2 separate regions of the Homo sapiens genome follow, and region 1 is linked to region 2. A link is a loop called in an ENCODE intact Hi-C map of the cell type or tissue named here. Cell type or tissue: tibial artery. All regions are shown on one strand. Region 1 overlaps PIP5K1B (phosphatidylinositol-4-phosphate 5-kinase type 1 beta). Region 2 overlaps PIP5K1B (phosphatidylinositol-4-phosphate 5-kinase type 1 beta).

The links. A loop is a pair of places that touch in the nucleus more often than their neighbours do. Peaks named below come from ENCODE experiments on the same cell type or tissue, not always from the same donor. Only the 100,000 strongest peaks of a DNase experiment are listed, where the experiment ranks them.
Region 1: a loop joins it to region 2, with 2.3 times the contacts of the local background. A loop is called at or near these places in 6 of 110 quality-filtered maps.

What each region holds. Positions count from the first base shown.
Region 1 is chr9:68,853,509-68,856,008 of GRCh38, reverse strand. All of the region lies in intron 4 of PIP5K1B (phosphatidylinositol-4-phosphate 5-kinase type 1 beta), which reads right to left. Among named protein-coding and RNA genes, the nearest start is that of PABIR1, 75 kb to the right of the region's middle. In tibial artery, no CTCF peak of the experiment used is centred here; no DNase peak of the experiment used is centred here.
Region 2 is chr9:68,933,873-68,936,372 of GRCh38, reverse strand. PIP5K1B (phosphatidylinositol-4-phosphate 5-kinase type 1 beta) reads right to left here. Exons shown (of 16, transcript NM_003558.4): 13 at 1,328-1,483. It also overlaps the pseudogene RNU6-820P. Among named protein-coding and RNA genes, the nearest start is that of PRKACG, 79 kb to the left of the region's middle. In tibial artery, no CTCF peak of the experiment used is centred here; no DNase peak of the experiment used is centred here; H3K27ac peaks cover 547 bases.

The DNA.
Region 1 (2,500 bases), 80 kb after region 2:
ACCTTGATTTTAGAACTTTTGACCTCCAGAACTATAAGATAATAAGTTTGCATTGATTTAAGCCACTGAGCTTGTAGTAATTTGTTATAGAAGCAATAGAAAATTAATACAGGAAAGAACTTGAGAAATGATTTGAAGAACTCAGAAGCAAGAGGTTGTCCCACTTCCTCTCAGAGAGGAGGAGGTTTGCCTACCCACAAACTGTATCATTTCCATAGTCCTACAACCAGTTTCATTGGAGGGATTATAGGCAGGAAAGTGATTGGGGGCAGTTGTAGTGGTTCATATAGAGATACTGATGGCTTAGAGAAGGGTGATGAACGAGAGGATGGGCAGAGGAGGTGGATTTGAGATATATTGGAGGGAGGGAGACAGAATTTGCTGCAAACTAGAAATAAGGGACAGAAAAGTACCAGCAATGCCTCCTGGCATTTTCCTTCAGCAGTTGAGAGGACTGAAGTCACTTTACCAAGCTGAGGAAACTGAAGATGGTACCTATTTTGGAGCAGAGATTCAGAGTTCCATTTGAGATGCTAATGAGACATCCAACTGGAGATGCTAACATACAAGTCTGGAGCTTGGGATAGAGGTTAGAGAGAATATTTCATTTTGAGAGTTGTTAGCATATAAATGATATTGAAAACCAAGGGGTTGAATGAGAAAACCAAGAGAGAGAGGGGAGTATCCAAGGAGAGTCCTAAACCACAACAACATTTAGAAAATAGATGGAAGGAGGAAAAGCTTTGGAGGAGACGTAGGAGTGACTAACACAGTAGAAGAAAATCAGGGAAATATGGCTTCACTGAAACCAAGAAAAGAGAGTTTGAAGAAAGGGGTGACAACCGTCTCCACAAGTAGCTCTTTCATCTGATAATATAAATACTACAACTTGATGGAATATCTAAAGCTATGAGTCAAATTCTCTATATTTTTCTCATTCATATTGTTAATTCATATATAAACCTAAATCTGGATCTAGCATATTTGACAAAATTATTTGATGGACTCGTCAAATTATGCCATCACTTAAATCATATTTTAGAAGTGATCCTTAACTTAGAAAAATAAGATACTATGTTAAGTTTAAAAAGCAGGACACAATACAGATCATAAAATTTAAACAAGAAAAACCAAGTACACGTGTACATATCCACGGAGGAAAATAAGACAGGAAGGAAATATACCAAAATGTACAATTATTTCTGGATAGCGGGATATTAGGTGATTTTTGCTTTCAAGTTTTGTACTTCCCAAGTTTTCTAAATTTTATGTTTTATATATTGGGATGGAAATGTCCTCCAATGAAGGTATTGCTACTATGTTTTAAAATACATTTTGAGGCATGACAAAGGCATGTTTAGGAGTTGCTCATCTTTTTAGCTTTTTCTTTTAGGTCAAGGCCTTAATGCAACAAACCTATGTAATGATTGTGCTTTTATAAAATGTAATCATAACAAGTTTATTTTTGTCTCCCACTGTTCCTCTAAATGTATTCTGGGGTTAGATTTTTCTTCTGCCCCAGCATGAAATATACGGCAGGTCTATGACCCTTCTGGTGGCTTCTGGAATAAAAGGTCCTGTCCAGGTATGGTGGCTTGCACCTGTAATTCCAGCATTTTGAGAGGCCAGGGCAGGAGGATCACCTGGGCCTAGGAGTATGAGATCAGCCTGGGCCGCATAGTAAGACCTTTTCTCTACAAAAAATCAAAAAATTGGTCAGGCATGGTGGCGGCACCTGTAGTCCCAGTTACTCAGGAGGCTGAGGCAGGAGGATTGCTTGAGCCTAGGAGGTAAAGGTTGTAGCGAGCTGTGATTGTGCCACTGCATTTCAGCTTGGATGACAGAATGAAACCCTGTCTCAAAAAAAAAAAAAAAAAAAAAGTTTTCTGTTTATTCCCAGTCATAGATCTGTAAAAATGGTCTCATCTAGACATCTGGTATGTACAGTCCAGCTTAATAATAATAATAATAATAATAATAAAAACTTATATATGCTTTTGGTAGCCATCTCTCTCTTCCCCCAGCTTGCCTGGCACAAGCCGGCCTCCAGCAGTGGGAGGGGCTTGGGAGCCTCTCTTCTCTTTTCTGACTGGTTGCTAGAGGGAGGAGAAAAGAGGTAGGAAAGGTGTTTTTTGAAGAGTACAGTTGTAAAATGTACCAGGAACTGAAAAGGCTGTCCAGGTATGTATCTTTTTTTCTTGTGAGGTGCTCTCATGGGGTCTGCAGTTCTCCCCCGCAAATGGCTATTGCATTCCTCTGCCTGGTAGTTTCCTGTTGTTTTTCCAGGTCTTCACATAGACAGGACTGGGGTGACCCCACATTAGCTCTCTCTAGAGCTCAGTGTCCTCCAATGGTCACATATCATTTGCCTGGAACACCCACCCTCCCCAAGGAGCCTTTTTTGGTTTTGCCGTCATCAGAGCAGCTGACCAAAACTTCTCTTCTGAAAACTTTCTGATTTTTCAGAAAAATACTATAGTCTATTGCATCCTCCAGGCTC
Region 2 (2,500 bases):
TTTAGCAAAGTAGGAATAAAAAAAGGAACTTCCTTGACTTGATTATGGGTATCAAATACAGCAAACTTCTTTTTCAACAGTGAAACATTAGAAGTACTCCCTTTAAAATCAGGACAAAGCAAGGCTGTCTACAATCACCACTTCTATTTATCATTGTACAAGAAGTCCTAACCAGCAAGTTAAGAAAGAAAAAAAGACAAAAAGGGTGTGAAGTCTATGCAATAGCAACAAATGGCCAGAAAACTCAATTCTTAAAAAAGATACTGTTTTTAAAAATCCAGAAAAAAATCTATATCAATATCTCTGCATTTATCCAAGAAATAAATCTAACAAAAGGTATATGTACAAGCCACACAAGAAAAATATTATAAAACTTTATTGAAATTCATTAAAGCGCTCACTTTGGCAGCACATATACTAAAATTGGAACGATACAGAGAAGATTAGCATGGCCCCTGTGCAAGGATGACATGCAAATTTGTGAAACGTTCCATATTTTTCCTTTCTGCCTCTTTTCTTTCCTTCTCTTGGTACCTGCTCATGGTTATGAAGCTTTCAAAGTAAAGAACGTGTAGTACCTCCTGAGTATTACCAGTGGGTACCAAAAAATAAATCATTAAAGAAGACCTAAATGAAGAGACAACTTATTGTTACATTGAGTGTATGTGTGTGTATGTGTACTCGTGCATATGTGTATGTGTACATGTACAGAATAAGGTCTAGAAGTAAAAGCAACAAAATGTTAGTATTTGTTACCATCAGGTAGTGGAAGCAGACATTTTTCTTTTTGAATTAGTATTGTCTAATTTTTATCGTAAACCATAAATTGTATTTTTTATGTGGTAGTTAAAATGTGCATGAACTGCATCTTACTGTAGCTATCCTATTTATTTATTTATTTATTTGGGACAGAGTCTTGCTCTGTTGCCCAGGCTGGAATGCAATGGTGCAATCTCAGCTCATTGCAGCCTCCGCCTCCTGGGTTCAAGTGATTCTCATGCCTCAGCTTCCCAAGTAGCTGGGATTACAGGCGCCCGCTATCACGCCTGACTAATTTTTTGTATTTTCAGTAGAGACAGGGTTTCGCCATGTTGGCCAGGCTGGTTTCGAACTCCTGACCTCAAGTGATCCACCCACCTAGGCCTCCCAAAGTGTAAGGATTACAGGCATGAGCCACTGCGCCCGGCCACTGCAGCTATCCTTTAAAAACTTAATTAATATATTTTATTTCTTAGAGCAGGTATTTTTAAATTTTTCTTCTGCAAATTTACTTGTATAAATAAATCACAAGAACGTTTGTCTTTTTAAAAAAGTTACATATCTTTACCTTCTTCATCAAGGCTGCTAAAACTTTGTCCTTCAGTCAGCAAATCCCGCTTCTCATCCTTCCATTCCTGGCTAATTGAGGACACAATCTCCTGTGAAGTGGCCTTTAGGGCGGCGATTGAATTGCACCGTTTCTTAGACGGTGAAGCCTTCAAAGCTAGACAGAAAGGAAAAGGACAAATACAGATATTTACTGTAAAATCACATTACTATTTTATTTAAAAGTGAATATTTTATTATTTATTAACATTTTAGTTATTATTTGAATAGAAGACAAGACGCTTATTTTATATATATGGAAAGGGAGATGAACTTGTTTCATCTGATGAATACGATGAATTGGCTATATTATTTGTCCAAAATGACTTGACTTAAATCAGAATTTCCTAGAGCAAATTAAAAGTTAAAATTTCTCTCCAGATTTTGCAATAAAGTCTTACTTGAGGTAAAATTCAAATGTTTTATTGCTAAAGAATCATTCCCCCCTCTCCAAACAATGTTTTTCTAGTGCTGGGAGGAGGATGGGTGAGTTGATAAGCACAGATGGTAAAGTATAGAGAATTCTCACGACCCTGGTTTTATTAACTTGGGACTGGGAATTTCTAAACATGCCAATGTTTAATCTTCTACTCATGTTGCCCAATTTAGCCAAGTTACTTCTGGTTGCTTTTTTCTTTCTGTGACTTTCCACTGACATTTCCTACCCTTTAGCTCTTTTCTAGGTCATGGTTTTATGTCAGACGTATAATTCACTTCCAATCTTTGTCTAAACAGCAGTCTACAACTTCAGAAGTGTGTTGGGAACCTGAACTAATGAAAATGTACTTCACCATCAATCATGCTTGCTGAAGCCTGGGACTTCATGGAGGACACGTCCATGGAAGCTGCTTAAGCGGCAGCAAGGCCATCCTTATTTACATTCACTATTTGCTGCAATAATTCTTCTTGGCTTAATATTGCTTGAGAATTTCCTTGGAGGGAGGGGGAGAGGGAAGTTGAGGCCTCTTTATGTTTTCCCCTGAATATGTTTTTGGCAGTGTCTCTCTTCCTTTAGAAGTTTGCATAAAGGGGTAGCCTGATAGTAAGTGTATTAGAGTAATTGTGTTTAGCCTTGGGAATCTCAGAGCTTAGATTACACAGCTCATCTGGGGCCTTCCCAGAGGCTGCTTGCAAG